2 separate regions of the Homo sapiens genome follow, and region 1 is linked to region 2. Evidence: chromatin contacts called from ENCODE Hi-C data. All regions are on one chromosome and are shown on one strand. Each heading gives the region's core, a stretch centred on a gene start or an enhancer-like site at or near the end of the contact. The rest is flanking DNA. Distances are from core to core; before and after follow the strand shown.

Region 1 (6,121 bases), core at 3,133-5,632, 450 kb after region 2:
AGAATTGCAATGACAATACAGAGAGTTCCATACATCACTCATCTAGTTTCCCCTTATTGTTAAGAGCTCATGTTACAATAGTATGTTTATTACAACTAAGAAATCAGCACTGGTGTGTTATTATTAAATAAATTCTACTCTTCATTCTAATTTCACTAGTTTTTCTACTAACGTCCTTTTTCTGTTCCAGGATTTCATTCAAAATATCATATTAGATTTTTTGAAAAGATAAGTAAAATCGACAAACCATTAGCCAGACTAAGAAAAAATGAGAAATGACCCAAATAAACAAAATCAGAGATAAAAAAGGAGACATTACAACTGATACCAGAGGAATATAAAGATCATAAGAAACTATTAGGAACAATGATATGCCAACAAATTTGGTAACCCAGAAGAAATGGATAAATTTCTGGACACATACAACCTACCAATACTGAATCATGAAGCTATAGAAAATGTGAACAAATCAGTAACAAGTGGCAGATTGAATTAGTATAAAAGGTCTCCTATTAAAGAAAAGCCCAGGACATGATGGCTTTACTTCTACCAAACATTTAAATAACAAATTGCAATTCTTCTCAAACTCTTCCAAAAAACTGAAGAGGGGGAAATACTGCCAAGGTCATTCTATGGGGCAGGCATTACCCTGATAGCAAAATCAGGCAAGGACACAACAAAAAAACAAAGCTTATAGGCCAGTATCCCTGATGAATATAAATGCAAAAATCTTCAACAAAAGAGATCACTAACGATGGTCAAGAAGGATTCATAGCAGACATGCAAGAATGATTCAACATAAAGCAAATTAATAAATGTGATACATCACTTTAACAGAATGAAGGACAAAAACCACATTGATCATTTCAATAGATACAGAAAAACATTTGACACAATTCGTTATTTTTCTCTGATAAAAGCTCAATGAATTAGGTATAAAAGGAATGTACTTCAGTACAATAAAGGCCATATATGACAAGTCCCCAACAGCTAATACACTGAATAGACAAAAGTTGAATGCTTTTCCTCTAAGAACCAGAACAAGACAAGGATGCCCGCTTTCTCACTTCTATTCAACATAGTACTGGCAATCCTAGCTAGAGCAGTTAGGTAAGAAAAAAATAAGGCATCTAAATTGTATAGAAGTTAAACGGTCCTTGTTTGCAGATGATATGACCTTATATATATAGAAAAACCTAAAGACTTTACTAAAAAAAACTGTTATAATAAATTTAGTAAGTTTGCAGGATGTAAAATCAACATACAAAAATCAGTAGCATTTCTATACACAGAAAGCACACTATTTGAAAAAGACATCAAGAAAACAATTCCACTTACAATGACTACAAAAACAACCCATAAAATAAAATACTTAGGAATAAATTTAACCAAGGAGGTGAAAGATCTGTACACTCAAACTATAAAACCTTGATGAAAGAAATTAGAGAAGATGCAAAAAATGGAAAGATATTCTGTGTTTATGGATTGGAGGAATAGTTAAAATGTCCATACCTACCCAAAGCAATCTACATATTCAATGCAGTCTCTAACAATATATCAATGATGTTCTTCCCAGAAATAGAAAAAAAAATCCTAAAATTTGTATGGAACCACAGAAAATCCTGGATAGAGAAAACAATGTTGAGCAAAAAGAATAAAGCTGAAGTCATCACAATACGTCACTTCAAAATATATTACAAAGCTATAGCAATCGAAACAGCATGGTAGTGGCATAAAAACAGACACATTAACTAATGGAACAGAATATAGAGGCCAGAAATAAAGCCACACATCTATGGTCAATTGCTTTTTTTACAAAAGGTGCCAAGAACACACAATGGAGAAAGGACAGTCTGTTCAACAGTGTTGGCAAAAACTAATGTCCACACGCAGAAAAATGAAATTAGAACCTTATCTCTCACCATATAGAAAAGTCAAGTCAAAATGGATTAAAGGCTTAAATTTAAGACCCAAAACTATGAAACTTCTAGAAGAAAGCATAGGGAAAAGTCTCCATGACATAAGTCTGGGCAAGATCTTATCTTTTTGGTTAAGATCTGAAACACATAGGCAACAAAAGTGAAAATAGACAAATGGGATAACATCAAGCTTAAAAGCTTCTGCATAGCAAAGGAAACAATCAAGTGAAGAGACAACCCACAGAATGGGAGAAAATATTTGCAAACTATTTATTTAACAAGGGATTAATAACCAGAATATTTTATATAAGGAGCTCAAACAACTCAATAGGAAAGCAAAAACAAAAACAAAAACAAAAACAAATAATCCAATTAAAAAATGGGCAGAAGATCTGAACAGGCATTTCTCAAAAGAAGACATACAAATGGCCAACTGGTATATGAAAAAATGCTCCTTATCACTAATCATCAGATAAATGCAAATCAAAACAATGAGATATCTCACCCCAGTGAGAATGGCTTTTATCAAAAAAAAAAAAAAAAAAAAAAAGCCAGGAACAAAAGATACTGGTGAGAATGTGGAGAAAGGGGAACCCGTGTGCACTGTTGGCAGGAATGAATATTACTAGAGCCACTGTGAAAAACTGTTTGAAGATTCTTCAAAAAACTAAAAATAGAACTACTATATGATTCAGCAATTCTACTATTGGGTATAGATCCAACAGAAAGGAAATACATATATCAAAGAGATATCTGCACTTCTATGTTTATTGCAGCACTATTTACAATAGCCAAGATTTAGAATTGACCTAAGTGTCCGCGCAACAGATGAATGGATAAAGAAAATGGGGTACATATACACAATAGAATATTATTCAGCCATAAAACCCTCCACAAAATCCTTTTATTTGCAACAAACATGGATAGAACTGGAGGTCATTATGATGAGTGAAATAAGCCAAGCACAGAAAGGCAAATAATGCATGTTCTCACTCATATGTGGGAGTTCAGAAAGTGGATCTCAGAGACTGAGAAGTATTGGGGGGGTGGGCCATGGGGGAGCAAGGGGAGGTAAACATACACTTAGAAGAAACATACACTTAGAAGAAATAAGACCCGGTGTTCCATAGATCAGTAGGGTGACTACAGCTAACATTTATCAATAGTACATGTCAAAATAGCCAGAAGAGAACAATTTGAATGTTCCTAGCACAAAGAAAAGATAAATATTTAAGGGGATGAGTAACCCAGTTATGCTGATTTGATTACAGAAATGAATCAAATTATCACATATACCCTGAAAATATGTACAGCTATTATGCATCAAAAAGTTGAAGAAAATAAAAATTTTAATTTTTTTGTATACAATGTATATTGCATATCATATATTGATTCTGTTCATATATAAGTAAATATCCTTACTGGTTTGCCTCATTGGAGCATTCAGACAGCAAATAATGTGTAGTTCAACATTTTATTAAATATTTTCCATCTTAGTGGATATTTTGTAACAAGATAAATATGATGCAAACTAAAAAAAGTGCCAAGGGCGGGCGCGGTGGCTCACGGCTGTAATCCCAGCACTTTAGGAGGCTGAGGCAGGTGGATCACAAGGTCAGGAGATCAAGACCATCCTAGCCAATATGGTGAAACCCCGTCTCTACTAAAAATACAAAATATTAGCTTGGCGCCCTTGTAGTCCCAGCTACTCGGGAGGCTGAGGCAGGAGAATCGCTTGAACCTGGGAGGTGGAGGTTGCAGTGAGCCGAGATCGCGCCACTGCACTCCAGCCTGGCGACAGAGCGAGACTCCGTCTCAAAAAATACATAAATAAATAAATAAAGTGCCATACTGAATCTACCAAAAATAAATCAAAATGAGTAAGAGAGGCTGCCAGACCATCTTCTTCATCAGAGGTAATGGTCAGAGGCTTCTGAACGTTGGTATGGAAATGAGCCTGCAGGCAGGATTTGTATGCAGGGAAGAGGAGGTTTGTAAACTAGGTGAATTATACCTTCAGAGTGCATATAATGTATATTATACTTTTCCTCTACGTATGCGTACCAGCCGTATTACCTATGTATCATCTGATCCACCAAGTCTGGACTGAAGAAGTCCTTGTAGGACCACACTACACATGGCGAGCCGGTACTCGGAAGGGATTATTCCGAAGAGGATTTGTAGACACTACCCGCTGTGTATGACCTAGGCCCTTTACACGGGCACCACTGGAGCTAGGAAGCCAGCAGAAAGCTCCTCCCCCTGGCCTGGGAGCGGGCTGTCCGTAGGACCCAGAGCACCTCCCATGGGAGAAACGCCCGGCTTTGCTTCTGGCCCCGCCCCGCCTCCCTCCAGGCCCCGCCCCGCCTCCCCGGCCCCGCCCCAACCCCGCGGCCCCGCCCCTCCTCCCCGGCTCCGCCCCGCCTCCCCGGGCCCGCCGCTCCTCGCGGCCTCCGCGTCTTCCTTCCGGGTCGCGCTAGGCCGGGCTTGCGGCGGTTGTGCCGCATCTAGAGAGTCGGGGAGCCGCCCCCGCACCCAGGCCTTCTCGCGCTGCCTGGTCGCTGGTGAAGCCCGCGGCGCGCGCCTCTCCCGGACCCTGCAGGGTACGGCCCTTCCTTTACTTCTCCCTCCCGTGGGTCTCTGTCTTCTTCCTTTGGCGCCGGGGCGGGGCCGGGGCCGAGCCAGCGCGCAGCTCCGCGCTTTGGGGAGTCTGGACGCCTGGCAGAGGCCCCCGCTGCCCGCCCCTCCCCGCCCGCGGCCCCGCGCCCCCGCGCCTCCGCTTCACGCTTGCGGGGCTTGCTGGGGCCCTTGAGAACTGCTGACGTGCCTCGGGCTCTTTCTACGCTACAGTCTGCCTGCAGGCTGTGAGGCGTCGTTCGGACGTGTGCGCGGCTCAGGGTTGTTTACACCGCGGGGGACTGCGGGTCGCCCCACACCCGCGCTCAGTGCTGCGCCGGCAGCCACGCGTCGGCCACATGCCCGCCTGTGCTTGTGATTCCTGTGCCTGCTGCCTTGATTTCCCTCTGACATCCGATGGTTTTTGCCTAACCAGGCCTGTTTTCTTTCTTCAGGACTGCTACAGGGTGCCCAGCTACAACCTTGTTTCTGTGTTTAGGTTTAGGGGTGCCCCTAGAGTGTGATGATGACCATCTACTTGGCCTCCTTGTCGACATATTTATAACGGGTGGTTTTGGATTTCCTTGATTTCCCAGTAATCATTGCCACAAACCTTCGAGATGCATTCACAGATTGAAATACAGTATACAAATAACTATTATAGAAGGTGAAGATGGTATAAGCCTGTGGTCAGGTAGTTGCGTTGGCAGGATGCCCGTCTGGCTTTGTGCTCCGGAGGGCACATTACCACCAGGTGCAGGGATCTCTGCTTGCTTTGGTCTGTTCACAGACACAAGCTGCCTTTTCTGGTTCTTGCGTGCACTCCTTGGTTTCTTAAGTTCAGCTATAGGTATATATTTTTTTCTTTCAGGCTCACTTCCTGCCTCCATTATCCTGTACCGCATATTGTATCTGTTGGTTGAGTAGAGAGAGATTCATCCAGAGTCATCAGCGCTCCAATAGTCCTTTATCAGATTAAGGACTTGAGGGAAATGTGCATTATGCTTTAGTAGGCACTCTAAAAGTTCCTTGAATTGGATTCTTCTTTCCATACTTATGTTCTGAGTACTAACTTTGTTTTAAACTTCTGCGCCAAAAGTTGGCTTTTCTGAACTCTGCATTTTCAAACTCTTCCCTTCTGTTATTTGAAAATCAGATAAGTCAACTCATTGTAAGATGGATAATTTCTTTACTCACGCCGTGATGAAATAATGCGATTATAGTACTCTGTACAATGGTACATATGGTACTTGCACATATGGTCAGTTAACAAAAACTGCCCCTTCTTTCTTTACTGTGTTAGTCTCATCCTCTTAATGTTGCTGCGGTTAACATTCTCGATCTTAACTTCGCGGATCTAACACAGTGTCCTTTAAAAAAGGCCTTTATCTACATGAATTGTATATAAATATCCACCTCCGTTTTCTTCTAGTATTGTTAATGATCTTATTTATATTTAATGTGAGATAAGAAGGCTCTAACTTTATAATTTTGTTAGTGACTCCATCATCATTTGTTGGAATTCTATTTTTCCCTGCTGATCAGTCCTATAAATACCATAGGCCCTAAATTCCCGTGTATTCTTG
Region 2 (6,347 bases), core at 610-3,109:
ATGTTTATAAAGTTGAATTACAAAACAGACATTAAGAGTTTTAGAGCAAAATAAATACGCAGACTTACGGGTGAGACCATAACAATAATAGTCTGGGGAAATATCTCCAACAATGGCCATATACTGCATTACAGCCATTACAACTTTCCAATACCACTTAGGCTTAAGGGTCATTGGGAAAGCCCTTTGTTGATGTTTGTAGCGAGAAATACTATGAGCTAGTTTTGCTTATTTGGGCCAGACCTGTTCTGGGTGTTCAAAAGACATACTTGTCAGCATAAAGCAAATCATTGATTCCCCTTCTTGTTAAAATGTAGTGGAAAGGCTCTGAAGCCCAGTGAAGTGTGGTACCTTCAAAGAAAGTACATATAAAGCTCCTAGAACTTTATTTAATTGTGCTTGCACTTTGCTTTTTCCTTGGATGTGTCACTCCAATAAATACAAGACGTGCTACATTTTCTTTTGTGCAGAGCTTTCTGCCTTCATGTGGAGAGAGGATCATGTATCTAAGGGTAGAGGAGCTCTGAAGAGGACATAGCAACTGAAAAGTGCGACCACCCTTAGGAGGAGGTCAATATTTTAGCTAAGAACCATGAATGAAAGACTATTGCTGTCTGGGTGAGGTGGCTCCCACCTGTAATCCCAGCACTTTGGGAGGCTGAGGCAGGCAGATCACCTGAGGTCAGGAGCTTGAGACCAGCCTGGCCAACATGGTGAAACCCTGACTGAAAATACAAAAATTAAGCCGGGAATGGCAGCATACACCTGTAATCCCAGCTACTTACGAGGCTGAGGCACGAAGAATCACCCGAGCCTGGGGGACGGAGGTTGCAATGAGCTGAGATCCTACCACTGCACTCCAGCCTGAGCAACCGAGTGAGGCTGTCTCAAAAAAAAAAGAAAAAAAAAGATTCCTGAGCGGTAAATTTCGCTAACTGAAAGAACCCTTTACCAATTTGACCCTACCTGTTGAAAATACAGAATAATTTTTTGTCTTCAATGTTGGAGATTCGTCATTGTTCTTACCCAAAGAAAGACTTTGTGCATTTAGACGTAAAATGTTACTGATCACTGTTCCTAGCTCTAAATGAAGTTTGCCTAGACTGAGCCACAGAAGCCTCCTACTACATGATGTATATACCCTGTACAAGATAATAGTCATTTGCAGAAAATAAGTTTTACATTTGGCCTTCTGGCCATCTGATATTTGAGTGCCTTGAAAGGGGAAACAATTCTTCCCTTGAGGAAGAAGTGCTCCCATACTCTTGCATTCTTAGCAGTAGGGTCAATGTCTTACAGGAATATAAAAGTCCTTGAAGAGACATCTGTTAAGTGTGAAATAGAGCTACATGGCAATAAAAGAAGACACAGCACGAAGTAATGGCCTGATTGAGGTCAACTTCGAACATGAGGTTTGAGGTGTCCTATAGCAATAAAGTATCTTCAAAGTTGTTTATGATAGTAAAAACATCTTGCAGTTTAATTCCATGTGCAATTTGCTAAATGAGCGTGAAAGTATAGCCATACATACATAACACTCAACAATACAATCATGAAAGTCGGCTGCAGGCCGGGCGCGGTGGCTCACGCCTGTAATCCCAGCCCTTTGGGAGGCCAAGGCGGGCGGATAACCTGAGGTCAGGAGTTCGAGACCAGCCAACATGGAGAATCGCTTGAACCCGGGCGGCGGAGATTGCAGTGATCCCAGAATCCGAGATGGGGACTGTACTCCAGCCTGGGCAACAGAACAGACTCTGCTAAAAAAAAAAAAAAAAAAAAAAGTCGGCTGCAGACGGCGAAAGTGATCTCGGAACCTTTATGTTGGGGATCTTTTTTCGGGAGGGACCGGAAAAGAGGTGGGATCGTTTGTCGCGATGTGGAGTGGCCGTAAGCTGGGCTCCTCCGGGGGTTGGTTTTTAAGAGTGCTGGGGCCTGGAGGCTGTAATACAAAAGCTGCGCGTCCCTTAATTTCCTCGGCGGGTGAGTGTGTGTGCGGAGGTCCTTCGCATGCAGTCAATTGCGAGCGCTGGCGTCTCTGCGCATGCGCCGGGGGTGGGGCGGTGGGTTGTCTCTGGACCTCGCGAGGGGTCAGCGCGAAACCTAAGGCTTGGTCCTGGCCCCATCTCTCTCCATTGTAAACCTCGCATAGTCCCGTTGGCGGACGCCGGGGAAAAGAGCTCAGGACCAGTGGTCCTGTCTGGAAAAGCGCAGGCCGCGGGTCTCTTGTGGCTGAGCTCCTTGCCCCAGGAGCCGGCGACCCGCTCTGCGTGTGCTGCAGTCTGAAGGTCATGCATCTTTCCTTTGCCGGGGCAGGAATAACTCACGCCTCGTAGTTATGCATAGCTTTGTATCTGTGTTTTGTTTGCACAAAGCTTGCTGTTTTTTTCAGAAAGAATTTAAGGCAGCTGTATTACTTTTTGATTAATAGGTTAATCCAACAGACTGCATTTGCAAATGAGATCAAGAAAATAATGCACTGCTCAGTGCTTGTAGACAGCAGTCTGATTTTCGAACTCTCAGTATTAAGTAGAAACTTAAGCTCATCTTTCACATGGAACTCTTAACAAATACTGTATGCCAGACACTGGTATGAGCACTGGGAATTTAAAAATGAATGACACCGCAAGGATCTCTTTAAAAATGTTAGGATAAACCTAAGATCAGGATATAATGAACAAAAAAATGGGGAATCTAACCGCCCATTAATAAAGGTTATTAGTTGGTACTATCATACAGTGAAAAATAGTACAGCCAATAAAAATGATTTAAATCTATTTGTACCCACATGGAAAAGTAGTAAGATATAGTGTTAAGAAAGTAAAGTTTCATTGTTTCCTGGAAGGAGCCAAAAAAAAAAAAAAGTTACAAATCAGTATGTATAGTGAACTTGGAGTTACAGGTGGAGATATATAGAGAAATTTTGCAGTGATTGCCTGTGGTAGAGTAGGTGATTTTCTATCATTTTATCCTTTATATACTTTTCTTTTTCTGAACTTTTTTTAGTAAACATGTGTCTTTTATAATCAAAAATTTAGAAAAGATATAATAAACCTAGTTCCAATTTTTGAGGGGTGAACATAGAAGGAGCATTTAATCCATATTTGGGATCAAGGAAACTTCTTGAATGGGATATTTAGAGAAATCTTGAAGGAGGTGGCCAGTTTTAGAAGCAGTTGGTCGAGACAGGCAGCTCACTTGAGGTCAAGTGTTCGAGACCAGCCTGGCCAACATGGTGAAACCCTATCTACTAAAAATACAAAATTAGCTGGGCGTGGCGGCAGGCGCCTGTAATCCCAGCTACTCGGGAGGCTGAGGCAGGAGAATCGCTTGAACCTGGGAGGCAGAGGTTGCAGTAAGCCAAGATCACACCATTGCACTCCAGCCTGAGCAACAGAGTGAGACTCTGTCTCAAAAAAAAAAAAAAGCAGTTGGAGAGGGGAAAGGACCAGCTCGAGAATCTGTGAGAAAGTTTGTGAGAAACTGCAAGGTTCCTTGAAAAGTAAAGTGTGTAGGTGGAGGGCAGAAGGTAAAGGCAGGGGGTGGCAAGGGATGAGGAAGAGGCCTTTTTGGCCATGACACATTCATGAAAGGCCATTTACACCTCCTGAGGTAGACTATCCCGCGGACAGTGGAAATCACTGAAGAAGCAACATGAACAGATTTATGTTTAAGAAATAACACTTGGCAGCTGTCTACATAGAATGTGGGATGGAGTCAGGCAAGTCTAGGCCCAGGAAGACCTTAGAGCAATCCAGACAGTAAATTATCATTGCTGGAAATAAAGTATTGGTAGGGTAAAAGTCTGTCACCTGTTTTATTCACCATCAGCATGGTGCCTGGTAGGTGCTGAATAAATGACTTTTCAATAAATAAAATGAAAAAAACCTTTTCCCATTCCTTTAAAATTTCAAATACCAGGATGATCACAGATTCAAGGTAGAGAAGGAATTGGTAGCATTCTGTTTAAATACAAACTCAATTACTCTCTTTCCGTTGTGGTAAGGTGGTAGAGTGGTTTTTATTTTTACTTTTTAGATTAATTAATTTTTTTTTTTGAGAAAAGGTCTTGCTCTGTATCCCAGGTTAGAGTGCAGTGGCATGACCACAGTTCACGGCAGCCTTGGCCTCCCTGGCTCAATTGGTCCTCCCACCTCAGCCTCCCAAGTAGCTGGGACTACAGGCAGGCACCACAATGCATGGCTAATTTTTATATTTTTAGTAGAGAAGGGGTTTCACCACATTGTCCAGGCTGGTCTTGAACTCCTGGGCTCAAGCAGGCCGCCCACCTTGGTCTCCCAAAGTGATGGGATTACAGGCATTGAGCCACTGCGTCTGGCCTAAGATGATTTTTAAACCTCTTGAGAATTGTAGCAATACTGATGACTTAGGGATTCATTTTCCAGAAATAGAGGAGGTAAGAGAGAGATCAAGGGTTGTCTGTCCGTAAAAGCAGATATTGTTAAAATTTCTAAGGCTTAGTTTCATAATAGTAATACCTTATATGTCGTTATCGATGTATCATGGTTTACATAGTTAAACTTTATTCTTTAATAATATCTCATGTATCTACCTAAAGTCATACAGGAGGTGATATTTGAACTGGGTCTTAAAAGGTAGTCCAGATAGAGTTGGTGGAAAGGGAAATAAAATGAACAAAAGCCTGGCCGAGCACCTTTAATCCCGGCACTTTGGGAGGTCGAGGCAGGTGGATCGCTTGAGCTCAGGAGTTTGAAACCAGCCTGGGCAACATAGCAAAACCCTGTCTCTACAAAAAAAAAAATACAAAATTTAGCCAGGCATGGTGGTGTGCTTCTGTGGACCTCGCTACTGGATAGGCTAAGGTAGGAGGATTACTTGAGCCCAGGAGGTAGAGGCTACAGTGAGCCGTGAACCCACCACTGCACTCCAGCCTGGGCAACACAACGAGACCCTGTCTCATAAATAAATAAATAAATAAATAAATAAATAAATAAATAAAATGAGCAAAAGCCTAGACACATGAACTTTATTAAAAAAGAACATTGTAATGGGTTTGGGATGGACTGTGAAGGGCTGATTAAAAAATAAAACCAAATAAACATAAGCTCAGGAGAAAAGTATGCAGAGACTACAAAAAGACAAGATGTGAAATATAAATGACCACTAAACATAAGAAAGGATGCTTAACCTCATTCATGATAAATTGAAACTACATTAACTGGGCACGGGGCCCATGTTTATAGTGCCAGCTACTCGAGGGGCTGAGGTGGGAGGATCGCTTGGGTGACCTTGGTGGAGGTTGTAGTGAGTGGAGATTGTTCCACTGCAGTCCAGCCCGGGTGACACAGTGAGACCCTGTCTCAAAAACAAAAACAAACAATTAAAACTACACTAAGATACCATTTTCATGTATTTGATTAGCAAACATAAAAATGTTTAACAAAGACTGGGCGCGTGGCTCACGCCTGTAGTCCCAGCACTTTGGGAGGCCGAGGCGGGTGGATCATGAGGTCAGGAGATCAAGACCATCCTGGCTAACACGGTGAAACCCGTCTCTACTAAAAATCCAAAAAATTAGCCAGGCGTGGTGGCGGGCACCTGTAGTCCCAGCTACTCGGGAGGCTGAGGCAGGAGAATGGCGTGAACCCGGGAGGCAGAACTTGTAGTGAGCTGAGATCTCGCCACTGCACTCCAGCCTGGGCGACAGAGCAAGACTCCGTCTCAAAAAAAAAAAAAAAAAGTTTAACATTGTATGGGTGACAGTGTGGGAAAACCAACAAGAGACACTCTCATAGATTACCGATAGGATAGTAAATTGGTTCAACATCTATTTAGTGGCAATTACAGATTTACAAATGCACGTACCCTTTGACATCATTCTTGAGATTTTACCTACAGGGACTCTGAAACACATATGAAATGAAATAACCTATGTAATTTAATCTCTAGTTGTTGTCGTTTTGAGACGGAGTCTCACTCTTTCGCCCAGGCTGGAGTGCGGTGGCGTGATCTTGCCCACTGCAATCTCCACCTCCCGGGTTCAAGTGATTCTTGTGCCCCAGCCTCCCAAGTAACTGGGACTACAGGCGCACCCCACCACGCCTGGCTAATTTTTGTATTTTTAGTAGAGACGGGCTAATGCCATGTTGGCCAGCCTGGTCTCAAACTCCTGACCTCAAGTGATCCGCCCACCTCAGCCTCCCAAACCGCTGGGATTATAGGCATGAGCCACCACACCCGGCCCTAATCTCATAGTTTTGATAATTACCCAAATGCTCATTATTAGGGAACTGCTTAAATAAATAATATAGCCATACAATGAATTATCACACAGCCTTTTAAAAAATATGAAATAATTTCCAAGATAT

The links. A loop is a pair of places that touch in the nucleus more often than their neighbours do. Pooled maps may share reads with other maps.
Region 1: a loop to region 2 is called in a map of CD8-positive, alpha-beta T cell, with 6 times the contacts of the local background. The contact joins the promoter of FBXL4 here to the promoter of COQ3 in region 2. A Hi-C loop is called at or near these places in 1 of 168 maps with a recorded cell type or tissue (CD8-positive, alpha-beta T cell), 3 of 37 single-sample maps with no recorded cell type and 12 of 50 pooled maps.

Annotation. Positions count from the first base shown.
Region 1 is chr6:98,946,207-98,952,327 of GRCh38, reverse strand. It overlaps FBXL4 (F-box and leucine rich repeat protein 4), which reads left to right and starts at 4,382. Exons shown (of 10, transcript NM_001278716.2): 1 at 4,382-4,522. RefSeq lists silencers at 3,961-4,255, 4,553-4,862 and enhancers at 3,988-4,499, 5,303-5,492.
Region 2 is chr6:99,389,707-99,396,053 of GRCh38, reverse strand. COQ3 (coenzyme Q3, methyltransferase) reads left to right here and starts at 1,859. Exons shown (of 7, transcript NM_017421.4): 1 at 1,859-1,980. The coding sequence starts at 1,875. RefSeq lists an enhancer at 1,964-2,603.